2 separate regions of the Homo sapiens genome follow, and region 1 is linked to region 2. Evidence: read pairs that join two places in POLR2A ChIA-PET (ENCODE). Cell type or tissue: OCI-LY7. All regions are shown on one strand. Each heading gives the region's core, and the rest is flanking DNA. Links, peaks and the distances in the headings are about the cores only.

What was found. ChIA-PET counts read pairs that join two places held together with the same protein. Peaks named below come from ENCODE experiments on the same cell type or tissue, not always from the same donor. Only the 100,000 strongest peaks of a DNase experiment are listed, where the experiment ranks them.
Region 1: POLR2A ChIA-PET joins it to region 2 with 6 read pairs; 16 of 35 experiments call an interaction of 5 or more read pairs at or near these places.

The regions. Positions count from the first base shown.
Region 1 is chr4:83,492,631-83,508,703 of GRCh38, forward strand. It overlaps the pseudogene RPL30P5. Among named protein-coding and RNA genes, the nearest start is that of ABRAXAS1, 16 kb to the left of the region's middle. In OCI-LY7, for the core only: no CTCF peak of the experiment used is centred there; no DNase peak of the experiment used is centred there.
Region 2 is chr4:83,433,505-83,449,577 of GRCh38, forward strand. It overlaps HELQ (helicase, POLQ like), which reads right to left. Exons shown (of 18, transcript NM_133636.5): 3 at 15,279-15,457; 4 at 13,331-13,531; 5 at 12,510-12,582; 6 at 10,013-10,110; 7 at 7,801-7,899; 8 at 6,359-6,504; 9 at 3,354-3,593. Among named protein-coding and RNA genes, the nearest start is that of HELQ, 14 kb to the right of the region's middle. In OCI-LY7, for the core only: no CTCF peak of the experiment used is centred there; a DNase peak (open chromatin) is centred at 6,847; H3K4me3 peaks cover 1,463 bases; H3K27ac peaks cover 2,500 bases.

The sequences.
Region 1 (16,073 bases), core at 5,221-7,720, 59 kb after region 2:
GTATTAAAAAAACTTACCCTGGATTTATGATATCTTTCCTGGCCATGTCATTTTTTTTTTTTTTTTTTTGAGACTAGGTTTTGCTCTGTTGCCCAGCTTCTCACTACAGCCTCAGTCTCCTGGGTTCAAGTGATCCTCTCGCCTTGGCCTGCCAAAGTGTTGAGATTAGGTATTACAGTTGTGAGCCACTGTACCTGGCATTTTGGTTCTTAATTATTGAACTGCTGGGCATAGTTGGGCACAGCTAAGTGTTTCCTGGATTTTTTTTTCTTTCCCTAGGAAAATTCTCATCTCTTAAAGGGCAAAAATCTTGCTTTCCACTTTCCTTATGGTCATGAATTCACAGCTATTGACTGCCTGCTTTACATCAGGCACTGTGCTAGTTGCTGGAGGTACATTGAATAACAAAATAGAGATAGTGCCTGCCCTAATAGTATTTATAATCCAGTGGGGGAAAGGAAAATTACATACATCATCTCTCATATGATGACATAATTACGATTCTAATAAATACGTAGTAGGAAAAATAGAAAACTAGAAGCAAGGGTAACTGAGATACCCACTCCCCTATTGCTGGGATCAGAGAAAGTCTTCTCAAGGACCTGGATACTTGGGAAAAGGAAAAGAAGTGGGGAGGAGTGTTCTCAGTTAAAGGAACACCATGTGTGAACACCCTGAGGCAATTAGAAGATTCTAAAACCTGGAGTGTGAGAGGGAGGGAGGCAGGAGGTAAAAGCTGGCTAGTGAGAAGGGCCAGACCATGCTGGCTGTTGTAGCATAGGATTTTAGAATTTGTCTTTTTGGTTTTGAAACAAGGTTTCACTTTGTTGTCCAGGCTGTGGTGCAGTGGCACGATCATGGTTCGCTGCAGCCTCAACCTCCCTGGGTTCAGGTGTTTCTGCCCCTTCAGCCTCCTGAGCAGTTGGGACTACAAGCATGCAACACCACACCAGGCTAATTTTTGTAGCAATAGGATTTCGCCATGTTTCCCAGGCTGATCTCCAACTCCTGGGCTCCAGCAATCGTCCCACCTTAGCCTCCCAAAATGTTGGGATTACAGGTGTAAGCCAACACGCCGGGCCCAGAATTTATCTTAAAAGAGTGGAAACAGCCAGGTGCGGTGGCTCACACCTGTAATCTCAGCCCTTTGGGAGGCCAAGGCGAGTGGATCACCTGAGGTCAGGAGTTTGATACTAGCCTGGCCAATGTGGCAAAACCCTGTCTCTACTAAAAATACAAAAAATTAGCCGAGAGTGGTGGCAGGCATCTGTAATCCCAGCTACTTGGGAGGCTGAGGCAGGAGAGTCACTTGAACCCAGGAAGCAGAGGTTGCAGTGAGCCGAGATCGTGCCACTGCCCTCTAGCCTGGGAGACAGAGCAAGACTGTGTCTCAAAAAAAAAAAGAAAAAAAAAAGAAAAGAAAGAAAGAAAGAAAGAAAGAAAGAAAGAAAGAAAGAAAGAAAGAAAAAAAAGGCCATGCGTGGTGGCTCACGCCTGTAATCCCAGCACTTTGGGAGGCCGAGGTGGGCGGATCACAAGGTCAGGAGACTGAGACCATCCTGGCTAACATGGTGAAACCCTGTCTCTACTAAAAATACAAAAAATTACCTGGGTGTGGTGGCATGCACCTGTAGTCCCAGCTACTCAGGAGGCTGAGGCAAGAGAATTGCTTGAACCCAGGAGGTGGAGGTCGCAGCGAGCTGAGATCACGCCACTGCACTCCAGCCTGGGCGACAGAGCAAGACTCAATCTCAAAAAAAAAAAAAAAAAACAACATTGTGGAAATGGCCGGTGGCCCAGGCCTGTAATCCTAGCACTTTGGGAGGCCGAGGCCAGGAGTTGGAGACCAGCCTCACTAACATGGTGAAACCCCATCTCTATTAAAAATACAAAAATTAGCCAGGCATGGTGTCAGGCGCCTGTAATCCCAGCTACTCCAGAGGCTGAGGCACGAGAATCGCTTAAGCCTGGGAGGCAGAGGTTGCAGTGAGCTGAGATTGCACCACTGCATTCCAGCCTGGGCAACGGAGTGAGACTCTGTCTAAAAAAAAAAAAAATATATATATATATATATATATATATATATATATATATATATAAACATGTATATATATATATAAACATGTTTATATATATTTTTTATATATGTTGATATATATGTTTATATATAAATATTTTTAAAAATTATATATAATTTTTATAAATATATTTATATATATATTTTTAAAAATTATATATAATTTTTATAAGTATATTTATATATAAATATGTATAAATTATATATAATTTTTATAAGTATATTTATATATAAATATATATAAATTATATATAAATATTTAAAAAATATATAAACATGTTTATACATTATATGTTTATATATATTTTATATATAGTTTTTATATTTTTATATATAAATATATATTTATGTTTTATATATAAACATATATAAAATATATAAACACATATATAATATGTATAAACATATATATAAAAAACATACTTAAAAAAATTAAATTTAATTATAAAAAGATACTGAATGGGCTGGATGTGGTGGCTCACGCCTGTAATCCCAGCACTTTGGGAGGCCGAGGTGGGAAGATCAGTTGAGGTCAGGAGTTCGAGACCAGCCTGGTCAACACAGTGAAACCCCATCTCTATTAAAAATACGAAAATTAGCCTGGTATGGTGGCACACTCCTGTAATCCCAGCTACTAGGGAGGCTGAGGCGGGAGAATTGCTTGAACCCAGGAGGCAGAGGTTGCTGTGAGCCAAGATCGCTCCACTGCACTCCAGACTGGGTGACAGAGCCAGACTCTGTCTAAAAAAAAGAATACTGAATGGATAGAAGCTAAAAATGCTACAAAACTCATCTAATTAGTTGCTGTCAATATTACATGTTTTTTTCGTTTTTTAAAAAATAATAATTGTATACATTCATGGGCTACGTAATGTTTTTTTTTTTTGGGGGGGACGGAGTCTCGCTCTTTTGCCCAGGCCGGAGTGCAGTGATGCAATCTTGGCTCACTGCAAGCTCCACCTCCCGGGTTCACGCCATTCTCCTGCCTCAGACTTCCGAGTAGCTGGGACTACAGGGGCCCGCCATCGCGCCCGGCTAATTTTTCGTATTTTTAGTAGAGACGGTATTTCACTGTGTTGGCCAGGATGGTCTCAATCTCCTGACCTCGTGATCTGCCCGCCTAACCTCTAAAAGTGCTGGGATTACAGGAGTGAGCCACGGCGCTCGGCCCTACATAATGTTTTAATACAAACAATGCATAGTGATCAGATCAGGGTAATTAGCATATTGGTAATTTCAAAGATTTATCATTTCTTTGTGTTGACAACATTTAATATTGTAAGAATTAAAGAAAGAGGAGAGAAACACAAAGGATGGCTTTTCAGTCAACAGGGGCAGGTTTATTTTAAATAAACCTGAGAAGGGCGGTTGGCTGAGTTAGGTCAGAGCCACACTCTCTAACAGACTAAGAGTTTCTAAAGATTCAGGATAGGAGAGTTTATAAGAGGCTTGGACTGCTTCTGTGTCTCTTTGTTGTGCTTATCTGGGAGGGACAGTTGCGTTTCTATTCCCATACACCTTTTTGCAGCTGCAGGCATATCCCCCAAGTCTGCTTTTAGCTTCTCTATCTTAGTATTCCTGAAGGGAAAGAAAAGTGCTTATTAAGGCCCACTGTCTTACTGGGGCCCATTGTATGAGGGTGAAGTTTGGCAGTTACCCAAGAGACTTTCTCCTCACCTCCCTCTGTTTCCAAGCGGTCTTATCTGTGTTTTACTGTCTGCTCTTTCTGGCTGCTTGTAGTTAGAAGAGAAGTGATTTCCTTGAAATGCATGAGGCTAGAAAGGGAGCTGGAACTTAAAGTGGTGGTGTTTGTCCGAGATGACGGTGCTCCTGCTCTAGCAAATATCCTGCCAGGCGTAGTGGCTCACGCCTGTAATCCCAGTACTTTGGGAGGCGGAGGCTGGGGGATCACCTGAGGTCAGGAGTTTGAGACCAGCCTGGACAACATGGTGAAACCCCATCTCTACTGAAAATACAAAAATTAGCTGGGCATGGTGGTGCACACCTGTAATCCCAGCTACTTGGGAGGCTGAGGCACTAAAATTGCTTGAACCGGGGATGTGGAGGTTGCAGTAAGCCAAGATTGCACCACTGCCCTCCAGCCTAAGTGACAGAGCAAAACTCCATCTTAAAACACACACACACACCCACACAAACACACACACACAGAGCAACATTCAATATCCTCTCTTCTAGCTATTTGAAACTATACAACGCATTATTGTTAATTATAAGCAACCTGCAATGCTGCAGAGCACTAGAACTTATCCTCCTATCTAGCTGTAATTTTGTATTCTTTAGCAAATCTCTACCTATCCTCCCCTTCCCAGTCTCTAATATCCTCTGGTTCCACATTTTACTTCTATTAGATCAACTTTTTTTAGCTTCCACATGTGAGTGAGAATATGCGGTATTTAACTTTCTGTTAAGATCATTTGCCTACTTTATAATCAGACGTTTTCTTGTTTTGTTTTTTGCTATTGAGATGTTTGAACTCTTTGTATCTTCTGGATATTAATCCCCTGTGGGATGAGTAGTCTGAAAATATTTTCTCTGATCCTGTAGGTTGTCTTTTCACTCTCTTGATTGTTTCCTCTGCCGTGCAGAAGATTTTTAGTTTGATATAATCCCATTTGTTTATTTTTGCTTCTGTTGTCTGTGCTTTTGAGGTCTTATTCGTAGAACCAAGCCTGGTGACATATTGATTTTGAACTTAGAGCTTCCAGAACTGTGAGAAAGTACATTTCTGTTTTTTAAGCCACCCAGTCTAATGTAACAATAATATATTTAGATACCTTTTAACTTCTCTCCCTGCCCCCACCAAATATCTAATGGTCAGAATAAATAATAACAGGGAAGACAAACATGTTTTGTTTTGTTTGAGAATGAGATGCACCTGATCACAGTGGATTTTAAGCTCTTTTTGTATATATACTAGGGAATGGCTGGATGTCTTTTTTCATAATTATTATACTAGGATCACATACTAGTTAGTAACTTCAAATAGGGCAGTCAGATAGGCTTCACGTGCCTCCTTCAAGCACCAAAAGCTATACTCTGGAAACTCCAAGATCAGTGTTAAAGTCCTACACAATTTCTCACACCAGATGCTGGATGAGACATTTGAAAAATAAAAGTTTAGTGAACTTCTAACAATGTCTGGTTTCAAGGAATGCCAGAGTGCCAGGCCTGTAGTGATAAGATTTCTTCACTCCCTGCTTGATTTGCAGGCAATCAGCTTAGAAAGAGCTGTGGTATAGAAAACTTGTTCCTTACCAGCCCCCTGCCTTTTGCCTGGAGCTCAGCAAGCTAGAGGTGGCATTGATACCAGAAAGAGATGGCTGAGCAGCTGCAAACACAACTGAGAGAGGATCTGGGCTATGTAAATTTTATTTCAAAATAAATTGCTACCTTCACAAAGTTGTGGAAAAGTTACTGCATTTAGATGTGACAATTAGGCTAGGTGCAGTGGCTTACACCCTAATCCTACCACTTCAGGAGGCCGGAGCAGGAAGATTGCTTGAGCATAGGAGTTAAGAGGCTACAGTGAGCTATGACTGTACCACTGTACTACAGCCTGGGCAATGGAGCAAAAACTTGTCTCTTGGAGAAAAAGAAGGAAAAGAAAAGAGGAGAGGAGAGAGAGAAAGAAAGAAGAGAGGGAAAGAAAGAAAAAGGAAAGAAAGAAAGAAAAAGGGAAGAAAGAAAAAGAGAGAGAGAGAAAGAAGGAAAAAAAGAAGGAAAATGGACTCTCTATGTCCTGTGGGTTCATGCTGAAAAGTTAAAAAACAATAAAATAAGGACAAATTCTTTGATAGCTGTTTAAAGAGACAGAGAGGAAATACATATAATGATCTTATATATTACTGTGTGTGGTAGTTTGTCTGCAAACATGGCCATCAACAATTTCTCCTACCCTATGCACTCATGCTGCTTCTCCCATCAAGTAGTCTATTTTCCCTTCCTTTTAACTGAGGTGGCCTGGTGACTTCCTTTAATCAATACAATGCATCCTGTGTGACTCTGCCACTTCCACACTTAGGCTTTAAGTGTTCTGGAAGCTTCCACCTTCAACATCTTTGAAGTCAGCCACTGTGCTGTACAAAAGCTCAGGCCAGACCACTGAATGATGAGAGCCATGTGGAGAGACACTCTAGAAGATGAGCTTCTCTGGAATGGTTTGGCCCCAGGTGTGCTTCGGGCTGAACATAGCCTCATGAGTGACTTCAAATACAACAAGTGGAGTGGAAGAACCACCCAGCTAAATTCAGTCAACCTACAGAATCAAGAGAAATAATAGATCATTGTTATTTTAAGCTACTAAATTTTAGAGTGATTTTTTTTTTATGAAGCAAGAGAAAACTAAAATATCTTGTGTAAATGTTTATTTTTATTTTTTTGAGACAGTCTTGCTCTGTCACCCAGGCTGAAATGCACTGGCACAATCTCAGCTCACTGCAACCTATACCTCCCAGGTCCAAGCAATTATCGTGCCTCAGCCTCCCGAGTAGCCAGCATTAAAGGCATGCACCCCCATGCCCAGCTCATTTTTGTATTTTTAGGCGAGTCAGGGTTTTGCCATGTTGGCCAGGCTGGTCTTAACTCCTGATGTCAAGTAATCTGCCAGGCTTGGCCTCTCAAAGTGCTGGGATTACAGGCGTGAGCCACTGCACCCAGACTAAATGTTTATGGTTTTTTTTTGTTGGTTTGTTTGTTTTTGAGATGGAGACGCGCTCTGCCACCCAGGCTGGAGTGCAATGGTGCGATCTCGGCTCACTGCAACCCCTGCCTCCCGGGTTCAAGTGATTCTTCTGTCTCCGCCTCCCCAGTAGCCGGGATTACAGGCACATGCTGCCACGCCCGGCTAATTTTTTGTATTTTTCAGCAGAGACGGGGTTTCACTGTGTTGCCCAGGCTGGTCGAGAACTCCTGAGCTCAGACGATCCACCCGCCTCAGCCTCCCAAAGTGCTAGGGTTACAGGCATGAGCCACCGTACCTGGCCATTTATGTATTTTTCAGTCTCCTGAGTGGCTAGACTATAGACATCCACCACTAGTCAGCTAATTAAAAAAATTTTTTTTTGTAGACATGGGGTCTTGGTGTGTTGCCCAGGCTGGTCTGGAACTCCTGGCTTCAAGTGATCCTCCCACCTTGGCCTCCCAAAGTTCTGGGTTTACAGGCATGGGCCACTGTGCCCAGCTATCTGCTGTTCTTAATCCATGAGACTGTGATGATAATTTGGGACATCTGGTCTCCAAAGAGAAAGAAGCTGGATGGCTCATGGCCTGACAATTGATGTAGCTTTACTGAATGCTTTACAGATACGGAAAGCTAAGAGTAATGCAAAACTACAAGGGCTGCATAGTATTCCATGGAGTATATGTACCACATTTTCTTTATCTAGTCTTCCATTGATGAGAGCATGTCCTTTGCAAGAATACGGATGGAGCTGGAGGCCATTATGTTACTGGTGGAAGGTATCTGAGTTACTGGTGGCAAATCTGTATGGGTCTGCAGCAACTTCAATTCTTACCTCCTCAGAAGAAAGAATTCAACTGAGAGGTATAAGGCAGAAAAGGAGACCGAAACAAATTTCAGAGCAGGAGTGGAAGTTTATTTAAAAGGCTTTAGAACAGGAAAGAAAGAAAAGGAGAGTAGGCTTGTAAGAGACCCAAGCAGGCACTGAGATCAAGTGTGGTGTTTAACCTTGACCCTGGAACTTTATAGGCTGGCTTTCCCATGACTCTTCCCTTAGGATGGGCTGCCTACACACACAGCGCCCTCCTTATCTTTGGGTGCACGTGTTTAGGAAGTTGTACACATGCCCATCTGAAGCTTTCTCCCCTTTTTTGGTGGTGTTTTCTTGGAGGGTCATACTCCACCATTTTGTCTCTTAATGCGCATGCCTGGGAAGTTGCTTCGCCCTGGTGTCTGTATTCAATTAACACCTTAGTGCAAAAGGTGTGGACCATCAGGAAATGGCCTCTCCCTGGCACCGGCTGCCAATGTATCACTTTTAGAGAGGTGATGTGATAATTACTGAACCATCATCCACATTCCTAGTGGGTTGGGGAGTCTTCTCCTGACCCCTGCTCATGCCTAACTACCTGTAACAATTATCCTTAGCAAACTAATCCAGGAACAGAAAACTGAATATGCATGTTTTCACTAACAAGTAGTAGCTAAATGACGAGAACACATGAACACAAAGAAAGGAACAACAGACACTGGTGTCTACAGGAGGGTGGAGGGTGGGAGGAGGGAGAGGATGAGGAAAAATAACTAATGGGTACTAGGCTTAATACCTGGGTGATGAAATAATCTGTACACCAAACCCCCATGACACAGACTTACCTATGTAACAAACCTGCACACGTATCCCTGAACTTAAAAATTAAAGTTTTTTATTTTACTTATTTATTTATTTTTTAGACAGAGTCTCGCTGTGTTGCCCAGGCTGGAGTGCAGTGGCGCAATCTTGGCACACTGCGAACCTTTACCTCCCAGGTTCAAGCGATTGTCCTGCCGCAGCCTCCCAAGTAGCTAGGACTACAGGCACCTGCCACCACGCCTGGCTATTTTTTTTTGTATTTTTAGTAGAGATGGGTTTCACTATGTTGGCCAGGCTGGTCTTGAACTCCTGACCTGGTGATCCACCCACCTCGGCCTCCCAAAGTGCTGAGATTACAGGTGTGAGCCACTGGGCCCGGCCTAAAATTAAAGTTAAAAACAAAACAAAACAAAAAACTATAAGGGCCAGACCCTTACTCAGGGTCTTTTATGGAACTTTCTCTGACTGGCCCCAAACCAACACTGCTATAGCCCAAGTCTCAGTCCCACTACTACTGTGTGTAGCGTTAAGATTCTCTACTCTCAGAGTCTAAGCCGAATGGCAGAAGACAAGATAAAGGAAAGGTTTTCCTTCCTCCTTCTAATGAAAGGTGCACTGCCCCACATTATTTTCTGTTCTAGAATCCGTCTCCCCTCAGGAGGACTGCCACACCTCCAAGGGAAGAACTGCACCATCACAGAGGGTGTGGTCTTGCCCTCCACAACTCTCTTAGACCAATTGCCTCAGAACCCATTGAACATTTCTCTTTCTTCTTTCTTTCTCTTTCTTTCTTTCTTTCTTTTCTTTCTTTCCTTCCTTCTTTCTTTCCTTCTTTCTTTCCTTTCCTTCTCTCTTTCTTTTCTTTCCTTTCTTCTTTCTTTTCTTTCTTTCTTCTTTCTCTGTCTCTCTCTCTCCCTTTCTCTCTCTTTTTTTTGACAGAGTCTTGCTCTGTCACCCAGGTTGGAGTGCAGTGGTGCTATCTTGGCTCACTGCAACTTCTGCCTCCCAGGCTCAAACGATTCTCGTGCCTCAACCTCCAGAGTAGCTGGGATTACAGGCACTCGCCACTATGCCCGGCTAATTTTTGTGTTTTTAGTATAGATGGGGTTTCTCCATGTTGGCCAGGCTGGTCTCGAACTCCTGGTCTCAAATGATCCACCCGCCCCAGACTCCCAACATGCTGGGATTACAGGTGTGAGCCACTGTACCCAGCCCCACTGAATATTTTGCTTAAATCTTTGGCACCCTTTAACAAGGTAATGGCATTTGATGCCCTTTTAAGTAAATTAATTAACAACACATTTACATCCCAACTAAAAGAAAGTACTAGAATATATGAATGAGGATTTTGTATAAGTAGCTGAATAGTGGGATTGGGAAGTAGTATAAATAGCACTCGGAAAATCAGGTTTTAGTATACCAGTAATATATATGTCTATAGAACCCCATTATAAACCTGTTACATTTTAGTGGGAAGTCATTAAAGCCTGCAAAAATGAGGAATGTACCCAATAGGCAGAACCGGAGACTATGATTTTAAAAACTATTTAATGTAGGCTGTGAAGAACTTTGCATTGTGAGAACTCCTTCCTTTCTTGCTCCCTGGCTATCTTGGTGGCTGCTCTTGACTGGGGGGCATCGCATCTCTAAGGCAGGAAGATGCTGGCTGCAGTGAAGATGAAAAAGTCACTAGAGTTGATAAACTCTAGGTTCCAACTCATTGTGAAAAGTGGATAGTACATGCTGGGATGCAAGCAGACTCTGAATATGATCAGACAAGGCAAAGCGAAATCAGTTGACCTCACCACAACTGCCCAGCTTTGAGGAAATATAAAATAAAGTACAATGCCACACTGGCCAAAACTGGTGTCCATCACCACAGTGGCAATAATTTGGAATTGGGCACAGGTTGGGGAAAATACTGCACACACTGGCTATCATTGACCCCATTCTGATATCATTAGTAGCATGCCAGAGCAGACTGGTGAAAAGTAAAACAAGCACAATTTTTCTTTTTCTTTTTTTCTTTTTCTTTTTTTTTTTGTCCAGGCTGGAGTGCAGTGGCATGTGATCTTGGATCACTGCAAGCCCTGCCTCCTAGGTTCAAGCAATTCTCTCTCCTGCCTCAGCCTCCCAAGTAGTTAGGATTATAGGCGCCTGCCACCATGCCCAGCTAAGTTTTGTATTTTTAATAGAGAAGAGGTTTCACCATGTTGGCCAGGCTAGTTTTGAACTCCTGACCTCAAGTGATCTGCCCGCCTCGGCCTCCCAAAGTGCTGGGATTACAGGCATCAGCCACCGTGCCCAGCCATCAAGCAAAATTTTTCTTTAATAAAACTTGCCTCAGCTTGTTTCAAACAAATATTTAACATAAAAGTGAAGTCATAATTTTTTAAGAAGAATAAACTATGGTACAAGTGGCCCAATTTCCAAAAATTAGACTCTTCCCCCAAACTTTTTTTCTTTATTAATCGGAGAAAGAAACCAGTGATATACCACTGGGCATATTTTGAAGGTTGCATATATGCTACAATATTGTCTCATGCATTTGGACTTTTCAGGTTTTTTTCTTAAGATGGTCATTTTTTTCTTCACTCATATATTTTTCATCCCTATTTCATTTTATTTATTTCTGAGATGGAGTCTCGCTTTGTCGCATTGGCTGGAGTGCAGTGGCACAATGATGGCTCACTGAAACTTTGAACTCCTAGGCTCAAGCAATCCTCTCACCTTGGCCTCCCAAAGTGCTGTGCTGGGATTACAGGTGTGATCTACTGCACCCGGCCTATTTATGTGTGTGTGTTTTTGTGTGTGCGTTTGAGACAGGGTCTTGCTCTGTTACCCAGGCGGGAGTGCAGTGGCACAATCATGACTCTGCACGGCCTCAACCTACCAGGATCCAGTGATCCTCCCATCTCAGCTTCCCAAGTAGCTGAGACCACAGGCATGTGGCACCACACCTGGCTAATAAAAAGATTTTTTTGTAGAGACAGAGTCTTCCTATGTTGCCTAAGCTCTATTTATGTTTTAAATTAATCTTTGCTCATTACTGTGGTGAGTTACTCTTCACAGAAATGCATCAGGAAATTGAAACAGACTTTTTTGTAATGTAAAAGTTGTGATTGGCTGGCTGGGGCTGGGGGCAGGGGCAGGGGCAGGAAGTGGAGAAGTACTGTGTGTCTGTTGTGTTTGTACACTATTTCATTTCATAACAAACCACTATTCTACTATATCAAAGTCATAGATTAAAAAATTTAGGCTCACAGAAGTTATTTGCTGAAGGCCATGCTCACTTCAGACCAGACACTTTGCATTCATTGTATTACATAATTTTGTCTCACTAAGGTCCTAAGAGATGCTGTACTTTTCCTGTTTAGGAAGAAACTGAGGCTTAATGCTTTCCTTCAACTCAAACTCACTGTTATCTGACTCTAAGGTCTGCACCTTCACCTGAGTTCACTGTGAGTGAACCTGTAGCCTGGGGACAGAGATCTTGTTACTGAAACATGAGTGGTTTGGTCTAGGTCCTGCTGCTTGCTGCATAGAAAGCCAATCACTGAAACGACGAGTATCACCAAGGAAGAAAGCTTTAGTCAGATGCTGCAGCCAAGGAGATGTGAGCTCAGTCTCAAGTCCATCTCCCTGACTACTAAAATGCCAGGTTTATATATCAGGGACGAAGTGTAACAATGTGTAAGAAAACAAGAACTGGGGAGGGGCAAGGAAGCAGTCACCTGGTGCCGTGATCTGGTGACTTTCAGTTCTTTGATACTTATATTTTGAGAGGCCTGAAGGACCTTTCCTGAGGAAGGAACTCTGATAAAATAAATATAACCTTCAAGCTGAGACCAGAAGGGTCAATTTCTGTGTTAATCAAAAAGAATAGTCTATGAGACTATTGGGCCAGTTTCAATCTTTTTTTTTTTTTTGGAGCAACATGCTGTTTTAATGAGCACTTGGGTGCAGGCGGGCTGAGGCCTAAAATGGTGTCAGCCCCAAGTGAAGATGAGGCAAAGATTTTATAAACAGGAAGTGTCCTAGTCTGACGTAACTGCTACGTCGTACCTGGATGGCCTCTTTCTTGAGCTTCAGGCGTACGTGACTTCCGGCTGGCTCTCTTCCTGCTTCTGCTGTCTTGCTGACACACGCTGCTGATGCAGGTGGCCTTGCGCCTTGGGACTGGGCCTGAGCAGGCAGGAGTCACTCATCCCCTTAGGCTTTCAGGCCCTGGGGAGAATCTTACATTCTTGTCTATTTGGTTATAGCAAAGGGAAAAGGAATGACTTTCTCAATAACTACTTCAGGCATGACATAGGGGGTGGCGTGGACACCTTGGAAAAAGAAAACCTTAATTTTTTGGGTATTCTTGAGAGATGGGTTGGTAGCCACCACGTCGTTCTAGCAGGAGCATTGTTTGGATTGTCTGGAAACACATCTGTGCCTGCAAGACAGTTATGTTGAGAGGACAAGGCGGTGTTGACAGGGAGAGGCATGGCCTCATTTGCTGCTTCACAAATGAAAGACCATGTCTGGATTAAGGAAGGGAGGTAATTCTTGAGTGGCTCAGAGTCTGGTAAGGGTGGAGGCCCCAAAACAAAAGTTTGGCCATACATGATTTCAAAGGGACTATAAAAAGAGGATGTCTTTGGTGTTGTGCAGAGTCTCATGAGGGCAAAAGGGAGATTTTTTTGTTCACGACTGGTGGGTGTCTAGAGCCAGCTTGGTGAGTTGGGCTTTAAGGACAGAGATAACTTTTTAAACTTTGCCTGAAGATTGAGGCCTGTAGGGTGTGTGGAGGACCCATTTTATACCTAAGGATGTAGAGACGCCTTGGGTAATTTGGCTGGTGAAGGCAGGTCCGTTATCGGACTGGATGGCTATTGGGAGTCCGAAACCGGGAATTATATGCATGATGAGAGTTTGTGTGACAATATTTGCACTTTCTGAAGTTTGTGAAGTTGTTGGGAATGCTTCTACCCACCCGGAGAAAGTACAGACAAAGACTAGAAGATAGCAGAGCTGTTTATCGGGTGGCATGTGAGTGAAGTCTACTTGCCAATCTTGCCCAGGTACCTGGCCCTGGGCTTGGTGGGTAGGAAAAGTCCGAGGCAGGAGGGAGCCCTGGGGTGACACTGAGTGGCAGATAGAGCAGGACTGGGTAATTTCTCAAACACGGCTGGAAAGGTGAGGACAAGTGAGAATAGGGCGGAGAAGTTGCAGGAGAGGTTTGTAACCAACATGGAAAGAGTTGTGGAGGCTTTGGAGGTGAGGAAGGCTTTGAGAGTGAGGAAGAATAAAGCTCCGTTTCTTGACATACCATGGTCCTTGCTTTTGAAGGTTTTGGGCCCGGAAGTCCTCCTTTTCTTCTGAGGAGTAAAGAGGAGAGAACAAGGATAGGGACAGAGCATGGCTGGGTTTAGATGGGAGCTGGTTAGCATGGTGATGTGGGGAGTTTCAATGAATAGAGCATACAGTTGGAGGAGCTGTGGGGCAGAGAAGAGACTTAGTACACTGCGGTGAGCCAGCATGTCTTTGATGTTATCGGTTGAATAAACTGTTAGGTTGGCATGGACAGAAAGTTTTAGGCTTTCAAGGCCTAAAAGGAGAGCAGCTGCCACCAATGCTCAGAGACAGGCAGGCCATCCGGGAACTGTGGCTTTAAGCTGTTTAGAGAGGTAGGCAACAACCTGGAGAGTGGGTCCCTTAGACTGGGTTAGAACGCCTAATGCAACTCCACGCCGTTCATCGCTATAGAGGGAGAAAGGTTTGGTGAGGTCTGGGAGAGTGAGGAGAGGGGCTGAGATGAGAGCCTTTTGGAGTAGATGGAAAGGTTGGGTAATAGGCTGTGCAGGGTTTGAAGGCCCATGGAGAGGGCCTTTAGTGGCTTGGCATAACGGTTTGGCAAGTAGAGCAAAGGAGGGAACCCAGAGTCTAAAATATCCTGCTAGTCCTAGAAAAGAGAGAATGTCTTGCTTAGTTTGTGGAGGCGGGAGGGACTGGAGGAGGGATACGTGGTCGGTTGTGAGCCCTCAGGTTAGCGGGGTAAGGGCTAGGCCTAGATAGTGAATGAGGGGGTGCATATTTGTGCTTTCTTAGGGGAGACCTGATACCCCTGTTCTGCCAAGAAGTTTAAAAGAGAGAGATACTATGGGCGTTGCAGTCTCTTTGGGAGGGGCTACACAGGAGCAGATCATTAACACATTGAAGGAGAGTGGACAGTTTTAGGGATAAGGTACAGAGGTCACAAGCAAGGGCCTGTCTGAAAAGGTGGGCGCTGTCTCTGAAACCTTGAGGTAGTACGCACCAGGTGAGTGGACGTGAAATGTGGGTGTCAGGGTTTTCCCACGTAAAGGCAAAGAGGTTTTGGGAATCAGGGTGTAAAGGAATTGTGAAAAAGCATCCTTTAAGTTTAGGACAGAAAAATGGGTGGTATTGGAGGGAACTGCGGAAAGTGAAGTACATGGGTTAGGAACTACTGGACATACTGGGAGTACAGCTTGGTTAATGAGCCTGAGGTCCTGGACTAAGTGATTAAGTTCCATCTGGCTCTTTAACAGGTAGAATTGGTGTGTTACAAGGGGAGTTTGTTGGGCAGAATAGATGACTGGTGAGGAGGTGAGAAATGATAGGCTTTAGGCATATGAGAGCTGCTTGGGGGATGGGATACTGCTTCTGTGATAGGAAATGGGTGGGCTGTTTAAGGGTAATGTGGACGGGGCTATGGTGTTCTGCGACTGAGGGTGTGGAAGTATCCCAAAAAGCGGGGTTAACTACGGATGGGGGATAAGAAAAGGTTGCATGTTTTAAGGTGGGAGGTTGGAGGAGTAGAAGAAAGTTAGAAGCCCCAGAGGGGTCTGGGTTGATGTGTTGGATACGATGGGGAACGTGGAAGTGGAGAGTATTGTGAAGTTTTGAAAGGATATCTCTGCCTAGGAGCGGAGATGGGCTCGAGGGCAGGACTAAGAAAGAGTGAGTGAAGGAAAAGGTGTTCAGGGAGCAGAAAAATGAAGTGGGGGGCTCGGGGTTTGGAGACTTCTCTATCAATTCCCACAACAGAGACTTGGGAGGACTGGATGGGTCTTGAAAAATTAGGTAAAGCAGAGTAGTAGGTTGCTCGGTATTAATTAAAAAAACATACTGGCCTACCCGCCACCATCAGGGTTACCCTTGGCTTGGATGAAGCGATGGTAGTTGCCGGGGTGTCCGTTCCAGGGCACCATCAGTCTTCAGCGGCTAGGCCAATGAGATCCGGGTAGGAGGTTCTGGCCAGCTCAGGAAGGGATGGGGCAGTCCTTGCGGGGGCTGCTCACAGTCCCACTGCCAGTGGGGTCCTCTGCAGAGGGGGCACGGCTTGGTGGTCTTACTTGGGTTTGGGCATTGTTTGGACAAGTGGCCTTCATTGCCGCACTTGAAACAGGTGCCAAGTGGAGGTGGATTGCTAGGAGGCTTCTGTGTGGAGCTGTGGCCTCGTGGGCCTGCAGGGCCTCTAATGGCAGAGGCAAGCATTTGAAACTCTGCGTGTTTTTGCCTTTTACTTTCCTCATCATGATTGTTAAAGACTTTGAAGGCTAAATTAAGAAGGTCTCGTTGTGGGGTTTGAGGGCTGTCGTCAAGTTTCTGAAGCTTGCACCAAATATCGGGGGTGGATTGGGAGATGAACCAAA
Region 2 (16,073 bases), core at 5,511-8,010:
AAAATAAAAAAATTAGCTGGTCGTGGTGGCAGGCGCCTGTAGTCCCAGCTACTCAGGAGGCTGAGGCAGGAGACTGGTGTGAACCCAGGAGGCGGAGCTTGCAGTGAGCGGAGATTGCGCCACTGCACTCCAGCCTGGGTGACAGAGCGAGACTCCGTCTCAAAAAAAAAAAAAAAAAAAAAAGGAGTAGACTATTGGCCGTGTGTGGTAGCTCATGCCTGTAAATCCCAGCACTTTGGAAGGCGAAGGCAGGAGGATCACGAGGTCAATAGATTAAGACCACCCTGGCCAACATGGTGAAACCCCGTCTCTACTAAAAACACAAAAACTAAAAAACATTGTGTTGTGTGCCTGTAATCCCAGCTACTTGGGAGGCTGAGGCAGGAGAATCACTTGAACCCGGGAGGCAGAGGTTGCAGTGAGCAGATATCATGCCACTGCACTCCAACCTGGAGACAAAGCGAGACTCTGTCTCAAAAAAAAAAAAAAAAGGAGTAGACTATTATAAGGAAAGAACAACAAAAGAGAGTTCTTAGAAATAAAAAAAAATTAACTTTATTTAAAAATTCATAAAAAATTTGAAGGGCCAGGTGTGGTGGCTCACACCTGTCAATCTAGCACTTCGGGAGGCCACGGTGGGCAGATCACCTGAGGTCAGGAGTTTGAGACCAGCCTGGCCAACATGGCGAAACCCCGACTCTACTAAAAATATAAAAATTAGCCAGGTGTGGTGGTGGGCGCCTGTAATCCCAGCTACTTGGGAGGCTGAGGCAGGAGAATCGCTTGAACCCAGGAGACAGAGGTTGCAGTGAGCCGAGACCGCACCACTGCACTCCAGCCTGGCCACTGGGCAACAGAGTAAGACTCTGTCTCACAAAAAAGAAAATTCAATTGAAGAACTGAATAATGAATGAAAATAGTTAATGGATACAGTTAATGTAGTTAATGGATATCAGTTAAAAACTCATTTTTTTTTTTGAGACAGGGTCTCACTGTTGCCCAGGCTGGAGTGCAGTGGTACAATCATAGCTAACTGCAGCCTCGATGTCCTGGGCTCAAGCAATCTTCCCACCTCAGCCTCTCGAGCAGCTGGGATCACAAGTGTATGCCACCATGCCCAGCTAAGTTTTTAATTTTTTAGTAGAGATGAGGTCTTGCTATGTTGTCCAGACTGGTCTCAAACTCCTGGGCTCAAGCAATCCTCCTACCTTTGCCTCCCAAAGTGCTGGGATTACAAAAAAACTGATTTTTTGATATGGAAGGTAAAGTTGAAAAAAATTACATGGCACAAACGTGTGCTTACATTCTTCCACATTCTGAAAAATGTGTAAGAAAAGAGATACGAAAGCTGAATCTAAGAGGCCTCAACCCTGCCTAAGTGAAATTATAAAAGCAAGGAACAGAGATAATGGGAAGAAAAAGAAATAACAGAAAAAAAATTACTCAAAGAAGAAAGGCATAAAGCTTAGATTAAAAGCATCCACCCAAGTGCTAAGCCCTATGAATGAAAAGTAGTACTGTTGGGATTGTAAAATCAAACTTCCTGGGTTCAAACACTGGCTTTAAAACTCATTTGTTGGAAAATGAGTTGGGAAAAAGTTATGTAACTTTTTAAAGTTGGGAAAATTATTTAATTATTTAGTGCCTCAGTTTCCCCTTCTATAATAGGTGTGTAATAAAATATGACCTTCCTCACAGAGTTATTGTGAAGCTGTATCAAGTCAATGCATGTAAAGTTGTTACTACATGAAAGGGAGGGGAATGTAGTAATTACAACTATTATTATACACCATGACAAAATTGGGAGGTTAAAGAGAAAAGTCTAAAAGTTTCTGGAAAAGAAAAACAGAAAATCCATGCAGAGACAAAAATGAGCAACATTGGCCTCTAGAAAATATGGAACAATATTTACAAAATCCCTAAAGGAAAAAAATTGAATCTAGAATTCTTTTGCTAGTGAAGTGTAAAAGTGTGAGGCCAAAATACAGATATCTTCAACTATGCAAAGAGTCAAAATGTTTTACCCCCTAAAGCGGTATTCTAAAAAGGATTACTCAAGGAAGGCAAAATTAAAAAAAAAAAAATCAGAGAAGAAAGATGTGGGATATAAGAGGCAGTGGTAAGCAAAAAAGAAGTATGATTTACAGGTAAGTTTAAATACTACATAAGATGAAAGAAAATGTTTAAATCTGGCACTAAAATTCTAAGTAATTGCAACATTCATGGGGCAGAGTAGAATATACTAAGGACATGCTAAGCCTCTTTTTATGTTCAGGAGAGGACAGTTATTGATTAATTCTAAAGTAATAAAAAATGTTTGGTTACAACTTAAAATTTTAAGAGTAACCACTGGAATAATAGAAACAGGATATATAACTTTCATTTTTTTCTTCAATTGTCTGAAAAATGGAAAACTTAATGAGAGACAGAAATTGAAAATAAAAGAATGGAAAAAGGTACATACGTGGCAAAAAAAAAAAATGAGTCCTGGTATTCAAAGCAAAATTATTAAATGAGAAAAACAAGTATTTATTGTATTGATAAAAGGTATAATTCGGCAATAAGATATTTGAAGTAAACCTTTGTATATCTAAATAGTTTTGAAATATAAAAAGTAATAACTTCTAGAGATGCAAAAAGGAGAAACTGATAACTACATAATTAAAGTGGGAGACTAACACACTTCTCTGAAATTGATAGACCAAGGAATCAAATATAGTAAGAAAATAGAGAAGCCGATAACACAATGAACCTCTGTGATCTCGCTGAGATGTACAAAACTGCATATTCAACTGAAAATACATATTTTTTTAAACACTCATGGAAAGTTTATAAAAATTGATCATTTATTAGCAAAATACCCCATGATCATAAATTATAAAGGGGAGAAGTCAATTACACAGGCCTACACCTTTGGTAATAACTGGAAAGGTAATCAAGGGCCTGCTTTAAAATACATATATTAGACACAAATTGCCTATGGATCAGCTCTCCAAGATTTCAAGGAAATCTCTATGTTAAATAAACTCTTTCATATCATAAAAAAGGTAAAACACTTGCCAACTATTTCTACAAAACCAGATTAATAGACCCTAACATCAAAACCAGATATAAAGAGCAGAAAGGATGGAATTCTAATATCAAGAAATCTATTAACGTTATTTTTCATTACATATTTCATTACATATTCATTAAAATATTAAAGAAAATAAACCAACCAATCAACTCAGCATATGCTAAAAGAACATTTGATAAATTCTCATCCACTACTGAGAAAGCATAAAACAACAAAACTCCTCGCAAGCTAGAAATGGAAAAGTTCTGAGCCTGGTCAACACTTACTTATCTCTTACCTTCGAGCTGGTAGGTTGACACCTGCCGCTAGGGTAGATGTGCAGGTAAAAAGACAGAGCACTCCTGTGGAGTAGGCCTCCTCCAAGAGTTTCCTTTCATCACTTGTTAAGCCACTGTGGTGATAGGCAACTCCAAATGGGATAGTGCGCTTTAAAACAGGACACAGGTTGCCATTGCCAATATTCTTCAAGTTCTTAATCACCTCACATTTTTCTTTCTCCTTATGTTTCAGATATTCCCTATGAAAAAGATCTGTTAGAAATATGAGCCCTTGATCTTTTAGTGACAAAATTTCTACCATTTTCATTTTAGTAGATGCTAATGTAAACATTCTTTAATGTACTATTTCCATTGAGTTAAGTACATTAAATGTTCTTAGAATTTTGATTCTGACTTCATTAACTATTAGGCAGTCTCTCAATCTTTTTGTGGATTACAGAACCCTGTGAAAATCTTATCAAAACTAAGGAAAGGCGAAATGCGATGGCTCATGCCTGTAATCTCAGCACTTTGGGAGGTAGAGGCAGAAGGATTGCTTGAGCCCAAGAGTTCAAGATCAGCTTGGGCAGTGAAGCAAGACCACCTCTACAAAAAATAACAAAAATTAGCCGGGCATGGTGGTGCATGCACCTGCAGTTCCAGGCTATGGGGGAGGATGAGGTGGGATGATTGCTTGAACCCGGGAGTTTGAGGTTGCAATGAGCTATGAACCTACCAGCCTGGGTGAAAGAGCAAAGCCTTGTCTAAAAAAAAAAAAAAAAAAAAGGAAAAATATAACTATTTACATAAATACAACACTTTACATATAATTTCAGAGGGTTCGTGGATTTCCTAAAATTCATTCCTGTACTTCCTTTGAATCCATGGACACCAGGTTTAGACCTTTGCTCTGGATGTTATAACTGTTTTTTTCTTTATAACATATATCTTTATAGGGGATAGTTTTTTTAAAGACATAAATTTTCTTTTCTGAAGATGGAAACATACATATTATTAAATCATACTTCCATGGTAAAACACTGCCTAAACACTTGCACTTTAGAAACTTCACATCCTACAATGTTTCCATCACTTAGCCAGTGTCTCCATCTTATTACCTTGAATTACTCTAAGAAAATGAATGATTTACTGAGAATTTTTTTAATGATAATTTAATTTCCTTAAGCTTTTATAATCAAAATCATTGTAAAAGCAGACTGTTACCAAAATGAGCAACTCCTTCATCTTATTCCAAACATTTTTATATTTTGCTATTCAATAAATTTAAGTCTATCTTAGACCAATCCATGATAGTAGGATTGAAAGAGGAGGTAGAGGTTGACTAGATTAGCATTCAGGTTAATAGACTATGAATAGTGATACAGCATTAGCTAAGGGGCTGAAAGAAATCTCAGAAAATGATAAAACCACACATGGGACAAACAGGTGTATAAAAAACTGAACTGTTAGTAGTTAAAGTAACTTCATACTTATCTCTATGAATACGACAGAGCCAATATTAAGATACTACAAAATTATAAGACAACACATTTCTTACTCAGGAAATTATATCCAAATGTCCATACAACTAAGTGTGAAGTTTACTAAGAAAACAAAGGCAGGCCAGGCGCAGTGGCTCACGCCTGTAATTCCAGCACTTTGGGAGGCTATGGGGGGCGGATTGCTTGAGCTCAGGAGTTCGAAACCAGCCTGGGCAACATGGTGAAATACTATCTCCATGAAAATTACAAAAAATTAGTTGGGAGTGGTGGTGTGTGCCTGTAGTCCCAGCTACTTGGGAGGCTGAGGTAGGAGGATCACTTGAGCCCAGGAGACAGAGGCTGCAGTGAGCTAGCTGAATTTGTGCTACTGCATTCCAGCATAGGTGACAGAGTGAGACCCTGTCTCAGGAAAAAAAAAAAAAAAAAAGGAAAAGAGAAAAAAAGGCAATGGAAGATACAATTCATTTCCACAGTGGTAACAGTGATTAGTCCTTTGACTGACTAAGCCAGTTGTTCCTGTCCTTGGCTATATGTTGGACTTGCCTGGGGAGCTTTACAAAATGATATCTGGGTGTCACTCCCAGAGATTCTGATTTGTCTAAGATGTAGCCTGGACTTTGGAATTTTTAAAAGCCTCCAAGATGATTCACTATGCACCCAAGGTTTTGAATCACTGACCTAATATTACTTAACATTCTCATACATATAGTCTTAGGGTTTTGTCTTTTTTTTTTCCTTTTCTTTTTGAGACTGAGTCTCCCTCTGTCACCCAGGCTGGAGTGCAATGGTGTGGTCTCAGCTCACTGCAACCTCTGCCTCCCAGGTTCAAGTGATTCTCCCGCCTTAGCCTCCCGAGTAGCTAGGACTACAGGTGCACGCCACCACACCCAGCTAATTTGGTATTTTCAGTAGAGACAGGATTTCACTATGTTGGCCAGGCTGGTCTTGAACTCCTGACCTCATGATCCGCACACCTTGGCTTCCCAAAGTGCTGGGATTACAGGCATGAGCCACCGTGCCTGGTCTTCTTTTTTTTTTTTGATGGAGTCTCGCTGTGTCACGCAGGCTGGAGTGCAGTAGTGCGATCTCAGCTAACTGCAACCTCCGCCTCCCGGGTCCAACAGATTCTCATGTCTCAGCCTCCCCAGTAGCTGGGATTATAGGTGCAAGGCACCACACCCAGCTAATTTTTTGTATTTTTAGTAGAGATGGGGTTTCACCGTGTTGGCCAGGCTCGTCTCAAACTCCTGACCTCAAGTGATCCACCCACCTCGGCCTCCCAAAGTGCTGGGATTACAGGCATGAGCCATGGTGCCCAGCCACCTTAGAATGTTTCTCTGGCTATTTCACATGTGATTTTTCACAGTTAAAATTTCTTTCTTCAAGGTCAAGGCCTTCAGTATACTAAAACAACTTAATATGATGTTTTGCAAGGCATAATTAGTGTTTGCCCAATAAAATTAATACATAGTCTGTAATTCCTAATAAAAATAAAACAGGCTATTTAAAAAATATTAACATACTTGCTTAAAAATTTGCATATCATTTCTGCTACATTTTCACAGTTCTTCTTACTAGGACAAAAAACTAAGCAGGAATAATTGGGAATAACTTCTGTCACCAATGCTACCAAGTGATCAGGATCCATCTTTTTTAGGGTATCAGAATACTGCAAAACAACAAGATGTAGGAACAAAGTGGTTAGTAAACATGAAACCCTGTCAATTTTTTACCAGTGTGATTTGAAAGGTAAATAAACCATCTATAATTCTAAACTTCTAATTTAATAAATCTGATCATTTAAAAGAAAAGATGAAATCTATATTAAACATCAAAATGTTCAATCTCACTTTTCTTTTAGGTTATTATGATTTTCTTAGGTCTAGTTAGTCTAAAAAAAAACCTAGAATTAAACAAGTGAATTAAAGAAAATTAAAGAAGTGAAAATAGTTAATGTTATTAATAGCCTCACTACATGCCCATCTCCACCACAGCAGAACAAAAAAGTCCACAGAGAGAAACACAGATTGATCCTAATAATAGTTAACGGACTGTGTAAATAAGACATGCCCTTTACAACCATTAAGTTTTCAAAAACACAGATTCAATCATACTACTGAATTATGACAATTTTTGTAGTCACATGAGGAACACAAAGAACATGAAGAAAAAATGTGAAGTTATTTAAAATCTATTTCTTCAACTTTACTAAAGACATAGCTGTAGAATAACACATCTTCACAGAATTCTAAAACTACTGTATAATCCCTTCTTCCCCTTTTTAATATCCTTCATACAAGTCATAAAACACTAAAATTTACATAGTAGACATTAACATTTTATACACCAATATCTGAACTACATGGTCCATAAATTATTCTTTTGTTGTTGTTGTTGTATGAATAAACATTTACAGGAGAGTTTTCCAAATTTTCTTTGTTCACAGCCCCAGGGCCCAAAGAAATACTTTACAGTTTTGTTAATTAAATAGTGAGGTCCAAACAACTTAATAAATACGTACTTCCTCACAATTTAGTAGCTGTTAGAATAAATAATACACATCAGTTGAGTGAAAAAATATTTTTATTTCATTCTTAAATAACCACAACAGCTCACTAATGGGATGTGTGCACAACTTGGTACTGTCTTTCAAAATCTGAAATAAGACTGGACACAGCTATTCTCTTCTGTTCCAGATTGATTTTCACACGGTACTTGCTTACAGCAACTGTAAAAACCCCAACTTCACAAAGATATGATGTCATAGAAAAGAATATGGTGTGATCTAATGTTGAAACTGGAAACGAGCTATCTTGAACTGGCAGTCTGCATGGTGTCCAACAAATGTCAAGCATCAGCTGTTTCTCTGAAAAATCTAGACTATTCTACGGAATCCATTGGAAACTCTTGTTGTGCCCCAGACACAAAGTCTGGTAACCTGGAATTTAAATGTTATCAATGTTACCTTATAATTAAGAAGACGTGAAAAAGTCATGCCATTCTCAGCTTTGCTGTCAACTTCATATATTGTATCATTTATTTTCAGATATTCTTTTAACTCAACCTTGAATTAAAAGGACATTTGCAATTAATACGACATATAAATTCATCTTTCCAGTGTTTTAAATATTGTAAAATAGGTTAAGAAAGGACAGCTATAAAAGAGTTTAGCTTTTCTAAGATACATAAAACATGCTTCAACTTAAAAGTTCTTGCTTTACCATTTCTTCTTCTTCTGTTTTGGTCTCTTTTTCCCTTAAAATCAAAATAGAGATCAATATCCTTGAAGAAATATGTTTGAATTCAGTAAACATCATATCCAAAAAAGAAACCACACACTTCTGTATTTGTCACAAAAAGTGTGAGTCTTGGTGTTCTTAACTTTTACTAAGGTATCATCTGTTTTATGTCTCAAGATCTAAAACTTTGTCTTTTTTTTTTTTTTTTTTTTGAGACAGGGTCTCACTCTATCACCCAGGCTTGGAGTGCAGTAGCATGATCACAGCCCACTGCAGCCTCAACCTCCAGGGCTCATGCTATCCTCCTACCTCAGCCTCCTGAGTAGCTGGGATGACAGGCATGCGCTACCACGCCAGGCTAATTTTTATAGAGATGGGGTTCCTCTATGTTGCTGAGGCTGGTCTTGAACTCCTGGGCTCAAGCGATCCTCTTGCCACAGCCTCTCAAAGTGCTAGGATTACATGCATGAGCCACCGTGTCCAGCCAAAACTTTCTGTCTTATTATTCATCAGTTTTAATTCTAAATACCACCACACTATTTTTCTTTATTTGTCGACAAAAACAGTTTGTAAACACAGCTCATTGCATTTTATAATAACAATAACAATGTCTACTGTGGCAATTAAGTTAAAAAATATCTCTTGAAAATGTTCCTATCTGGTTCAAATGTAAAAACATCAATTTTTTTTTTTTTTTTTTTTTTTTTGAGACAGGGTCTCACTCTGTAGTCCAGGCTGGGGTGTAGCGGCACAAACACAGCTTACTGTATCCTCAACCTTCTGGGCTTAAGTGATCCTCCCATCTCACCCTCTCAAGTAGCTGGGACTATATGTGAGTGCTAATATGCTCTAATTTTTTTTTTCTCTCTCTTGCAAGGCTGGAGTGCAGTGGCGCAATCTCGGCTTGCTGCAACCTTCGCCCCACTGGGTTCAAGCGATTCTCCTGCCTCAGCCTCCAGAGTAGCTGGGACTACAGGCGTGCGTCACCATGCCCTGCTAATTTTTGTATTTTTTAGTAGAGTCGGGGTTTCACCATGTTGGCCAGGATGGTCTCGATCTCTTGACCTCGTGATCTGCCCACCTCGGCCTCCCAAAGTGCTGGGATTACAGGTGTGAGCCACCGCGCCTGGCTGCCCTAATTTTTTAATTTTTTGTAGAGACAGGGGTCTCGCCATGTTGCCCAGGCTGGTCTTGAACTCCTGGACTCAAGCAATTCTCATGCCCCGGCCTCTTAAAGTGTTGGCATTGCAGGTGTGAGCCACTGCACCCAGCTAAAACATCAAATTTCAAATTAAAATTTGGCAATTAAAAAAATATTTTCTGAAAACCTATTTAGACACTGAAAAACTATTGAGGCACAAAACATACACACTAGTAGTGCACACAAAAATATATATACATTACAAGCTATTTTCAAATAACCACAAATTACATTTGTTTACTTTCTTCAAGCATTTTGGGAATGCTGCTGTTGAGGAGTTTATATGTAAATCCATGTGAAGCCTTAACTTATTAAAAAAGTATTATAACTACTAACATATAAATATTTAAAAATATTTTAAATTTTAAGATATATTTTTTAATGTGCCAATAACTCAAAACATGTCTCACTAAAATTTTGCCAAATAAAAAAATTTAGTTTACAGAATAAGAAGTGAAAAAATAAAATGGGGGTTTGGGAAAACTCATTCAATGAACGTTCATTGACAGCCTGTGGGCCAGGCTATAGATACATTAGTGACCCAACCCAAGATCCCTGACCTATACACAAACTCTTAAATTCTCTATACACAACCTCTTATTAGCATATAGTCATGGTGAGTAAAATATGCCCCTTCACTACTCTACAGAATTCTTTAAATCCTATGTTTACTACTTTCATTTCTAAGTTAGATGAATACGAAACAAATCAATACAGTGCAAACCTTAGGTACATACTGGTCTAAATTGACTGGTATAATATTCTGCTTGAAGAAACTTTTGTAGGTCTTCAACATTGTTTAATGTTGCACTCATACCAATAATTTGAGTCGTTTCTAAAACACAAACAAACAAAAGCCAAAGTGTTAAGGAAAATATGTTATTTAATATATCATAAAGTAATTTTAGCAAGTCTTTTGTGCTCTGAATTCTTCCTGAGTGATTTGGGAAAGGGGTGGGAGAGGTAAGTAAGAAAAATACAAATAGCTGGGTGCCTGGCTCACATCTGTAATCTCAACACTTTCGGAGGCTGAGGTGGGAAGATCGCTTGAGGGCAGGACTTCAACACTAGCCTGGGCAACATAGTAAGACCTCATCTCTACAAAAAAATTAAAAATTACCTGGGCATGGTAGTGCACGCCTGTAGTCCCAGCTACTTAGGAGGCTGAGGTGGGAGGATCGCTTGAGCCCAGGAAGTCAAGGCTGCAGTGAGCCATGATTGTGTCACTGCACTGCAGCTTGGGCAACAGTGAGACCTGACCTCTTAAAAAAAGAAAACTACAAATATATTACCAGAGTATTAATCTGGCATTTGAAGAATGAAATTTTTCAGGTATCCTGAAAGTTACTACTTAGAAGTTTACAGAGTTTCAAACTTGGCAAGAACTAGGATATTAAGGCTTCTAAACAATAATAAATGAGTATAAATCTGCTTATAACTGTCTATCTGGATCCCCTTTACGAAGAGCTATGATATGTTCCACAGGTATGGCTATAGACAGATGTAGAGGTAGTAGGATAGAGGGCTAAATGCGTCTCGAACTCTTGGCCCATGAAAAGTCCTCTATGAGATCTTGCTATCAAGCTAACTTTTAATTTTATTTATTTATTTATTTTTTTGAGACAGAGTCTTGCTCTGTTGCCCAGGCTGGAGTGCAGTGGCATGATCTCGGCTCACTGCAACCTCCACCTCCTGGGTTCAAGCAGTTCTCCTTGCCCCAACCTCCCGAGTAGTTGGGACTATAGTTTTTGTTGATGTTGTTTTAAATAAAGGTGGAGTGAAGCTTATGAAGCCATATGACATCCTGGGCAATACAAAATGGCTGCTTTCTATAGACTTAACTATTGAATGAAAACCCAAATAGGCCTTCTTTGCAAATGTTTCTTCATTGCTCCTATGTCTTGAAATGATCATTCAAGAAACTCACTGAAAGAGGAATAAGTGGGAGTATCCTTCTCATTCCATAAGGATAGACTACAAAGCTGAAGAGGTGGGCATGGGGTCAAATCAAGAAAGGCTGTGCTAAGAAATTAGGGATTTATGCAGAAAGCAAAGGGGAGCTATTAAAGAATGGTAAACAGTAAAATAAACTAATTGGATTTGCATTTGGGAAAGATCATTCTTCTTGCGCTAAAGAAAGATGGATTTGGTGGATGAAGGGCAGTGGGTACACAGAAGAACTTGGTGATTTCTGTGGCAATCCAGGTAGAAAGGATGAGGTACTGAACTAAAGACTTAGTGGTAATGAGGGATAGGAGAGACAGAAGTAACAATATATTTATGAGGTAAACCAGATAGGATTTGGTTGCTGATAGAATATGTAGGACCCTGGCTTGGCTGGCTGGAGAGTGGTGGCTGAGAATTCAGGCTGAAGAACGGCTTTGAAGGAAATGAGTTTGGCTCAGACTAAGCCTTAGTTAGGCTTAGCTGTTCAGAGAATATTCAAATAGGGATGCCCTAAAATACAGGCTTGATGAAAGCAGGGACTATTTTATTCACTGCTGTATCCCTAGCACTTAAAATAGTGCCTAGCACACAGTAGGTGATCAATATTTTTTTGAATGAACAATTATAAAATGCTATAACCTGCTTAAATATTATTGCTGTTGAAATTTTTTAAATACTTTTTAAGATTTGACCTTTATAGTTAATTTTTCCATATATAAGGTAAATATTGCAATAGCATATCAATAGTAGGTTATGACATTTAGAATAAATTTTTCATAAACTTTAAAGACTACCTGATGCTGCAAAATAGCTCCTTAAACTGACCTATTTAAATGTATCGCTTTACAATATTATTATTATAATATTTATGTTATATGTATTATTATGGTGATGATGATGATGGCCACAGTAGCAGCAGCAAACCCTTACTGAATGCAGTGTGCTAAGCACTGCTGAATGCAATACATGTGTTAACTCACACTATCCTTACAACAATCCCATCAGGCTGGTACCATTATTATCCTTGTTTTACAGATAAAGAAACATAGAGGTTGAGGGATGTGCCTGGGCACACATAGCTAGTAAGTGGCGGATAATAATAGAGGACTTCTTCAAATACCAATTTCATTTACCTTCAAAATTCTATTCATTAGAAATTTTAAAACAAAGGCAAAAAGCTTAAGTATCTTGCTTTAGGTTACATACTGTAGCTAGTGATAGAATTAAGTATTTTATAAGTCTCTTGATTATAAATCAATTCATGACCTCATTTGAAAAAATACTTACTGCTAGTGTAGAGGATTTTTGCTAGGGTCATTTCCAGTGTAGCTCCACGGCTTCCTTCACCAATCATGTGCAACTTCGAGATTTTTTTTAAAAAGGACAGAGAAGTAAATCTTCATATAGTGCTCATATAAAACATGCATATATTCATATGAAATTTGTTTGTAAAGAGTTGCTTATAACTTTTAAGTATTTTGAATATAACAACTATAATACATGTATATTATTTCACTGGTATTTAGGTTAATGAGCTTTTGGTACAAAATCCTTATAAATCTGGGATTCATAAGTACTACTAAAAAAATTTTTTTTTTAAACGGAGTTTGGCTCTTGACCCCCAGGCTGGAGTGCAATGGCGTGATCCTAGCTCACTGCAACCTCCACCTCCTGGGTTACAGCGATTCTCCTGCCTCAGCCTCCCGAGTGGCTGGGATTACAGGCGCCCACCACCACGCCCGGCTAATTTTTGTATTTTTAGTAGAGACAGGGTTTCACCTGTTGGCCAGGCTGGTCTTGAACTCCTAACATCAAGTGATTCACCTGCCTCGGCCTCCCAAAGTGCTAGGATTACAGGCATGAGCCACCACGCCCAGCCAATAAAATTGTATACTACACACATACGTGTTCACACTTCAAGAAACACTTGACACAAAACCAAATTTAAGATTATCAAGCATAGAATGTCTTCACCTATATTGTCTATATTTTCAAATAAATTTATTTTTATAGAGGTACTAAGGTACTAAGTAGATCCACACAATAACCAGAATAATAAATATTTAGTATAATAAAAATATTGACAAATTACAAAAGTATTAACCAACCTCGTCTACAACAACCAGACCCAGACTGTCAATTCTTCCAGTTTCAATCAAGGAGTTCACCAAGCTATGTCCTTTTTCAATAGTGGCAATATAGAGTGATTTCTTTTCCCTTCTTTTAGTTGGAGGAAATCTTCCTTTGCTTCCAGCATATTCTTCAACAAAGAAACCGAGTTCTATACCAAAACTTGACAAACCTGAAATCTAGAATATTAGTTAAAATAAAGAAAAATTGGCCAGGCATTGTGGCCAATGCCTGTAATCCCAGTACCTTGGGAGGCTGAGGCGGGAAGATCACTTGAGCCCAGGAAGGTGAGACCAGCCTGGGCAACACAGTGAGACCTCATCTCTATAAAAAATAAAAAATTCGCTGGCTGTGGTGGCACAGGCCTGTAGTCTCAGCTACTTGGGAAGCTGAGGTGGGAGGACTGCCTGAGTCCAGAGAATTGAGGCTGCAGTAAGCCTTGGTCATGCCACTGCACTCCAGCCTGGGCGACAGAGCAAGACCCTGACTCAAAAATAAATAAATAAACAAAACCAAAAAACACAAGTAAAAAACCCCCCATTAGGTGCTCATGGGGTTCAAAAAAGCTAAAGTAGTGTTTAATACCCATCAACAGGAACAAGGTCACAGGCAAGACATACGTAAGAAATGCTGTAATGTCTCGATCTTTGCAAAATAAATGCAACTTCTAAAATACATGTGAAAATAAATTTCAACTGGCGCCTTTGATACCAAAAAGCATCAGGGGTGTGTTGGCTCATGCCTGTAATCTCAGCATTTTAGGAGGCTGAGGCAGGTGGATCACTTGAGGACAGGCGTTTGAGATCAGCCTGGCCAACATGGCGAGACATCATCTCTACCAAAAATAAAAAAATTAGCCGGGCGTGGTGGCGTGTGCTTGCGATTCTGGCTGCTGGGTGGGGTCGTGGGGCATGAGAATTACTTGAGTCTGGGAGGTGGGGGTTGCAGTGAGCTGAGATCATGCCACTGCACTCCAGCCTGGGTGATAGAGCAAGACTGTCTCAAAAAAAAAAAAAAAAGCATCAGAATAACTCATTTTAGTAATAGTTTCTGCTTGAAAAAGCAAGGTAAGGCCGGGCACAGTGGCTCACACCTGTAATCCCAGCACTTTGGGGGGCCGAGGTGGGAGGATCACTTTAGGTCAGAAGTTCGAGACCAGCCTGTCCAACATGATGAAAACCCATCTCTACTAAAAATACAAAAATTAGCCAGGCATGGTGGCACACACCTGCAATCCTAGCTACTTGGGAAGCTGAGGCAGGAGAATCACTTGAACCCAAGAGGCGGAGGTTGCAGTGAGCAGAGATTGTGCCACTGCACTCCAGCCTGGGCGACAGAGGGAGACTACATCTCAAAAAAGAAAAAGCAGGGTAAATAGTAATAGAACATTTAAGATGATGTTTAATCCACCAGTTTAGAAAAAGTAAAACTTTCAACAACTGGTAATTAGTATTTGAAGATATTTTAGGTAGTGTATACTGCTTTTATACATTCTAAAAATATTAATTCTCCATCATTAAGAGGTACTTCTCACCAGGCGCAGTGGCTCATGCCTGTAATACCAGCACTTTGGGAGGCTGAGGCGGGTGGATCACTGGAGATCAGGAGTTTGAGACCAGCCTGGCCAATATGGTGAAACCCCGCCTCTACTAAAAACACAAAAATTGGCTGGGTATGGTGGCATGGGCCTGTAATCCCAGCTACTCAGGAGGCTGAGGCAGGAGAATCGCTTGAACCTGGGAGGCGGAGGTTGCAGTGAGCCAAGATGGTGCCACTGCACTCCAACCTGGGTGACAGAGCAAGACTCCATCTCAAAAAAAAAAAAAAAGAGGTACTTCTCAACAATACAAAGTTATCACATTTACAGATCTTAACGTCAAAGTACTAGCAAATAACATTTGTTTTAAAACATACACACACACACACCTTTTCTTGGACAATTGCCACATATGGAAGAATCATTAAAACATCTTTCCGACAGCAAAGCAGTTCTTGCAGCATTAAAATCTCAGCCACGAGGGTTTTTCCACCACTTGTTGGCAAGGAATATATTAAATTTTTTCTTTCTTGCACAGAATTCAATGTTAAACAAGTATGTTGCCATTCTGTGGAATTAAAAAAAAAAAGGCATTATTTTCCCCTTCCAAACTTTGAAACTCAAAAGTTTTCTAAGAAAAAAAATCAAATCCCTTCCTGTGGAGCAATCCTCTCATAAGGATAAATTTAATTATAACCAATGTTACATGTCAAAAATCCCAAATGTGCAAGTAGTACAGCCAGTGAGAGCCTAGTTCAGGCCTAGGCAGCAAGGTGGGCAACCAGCCCATTTATTCACCAGCTGCAGACTTGGGTCCAATATTACAGCAGGGCAGGTAGCAGCCTCGTGGACAAGGAGTGCCATCTGAGATATCAGAGGAACAAAGGGACAGTACAAGGACCTGTGTGAATTCGAATGTCTTCCTCTTATGTTCTGCAAGGAGATTATATAAGCTTCCCTTCCTCATTCAGCCAAAAGCCATCTCAGAGAGAAGCAGGGGAAGGAGGGAAACAAATCTATTAGGTTTTACACAAACTAATAAAAACTTTAACTAGCTCTCATGGAGACCTGAACTTCGAATGGGTCCAAAACCATTTTAAACTGTTAAAACTCTTTAAACCACAAAAGACTAGGATTATTAACTGACACGCCTAGGATTCCCACAATTTGGCAAGGCGGGATTC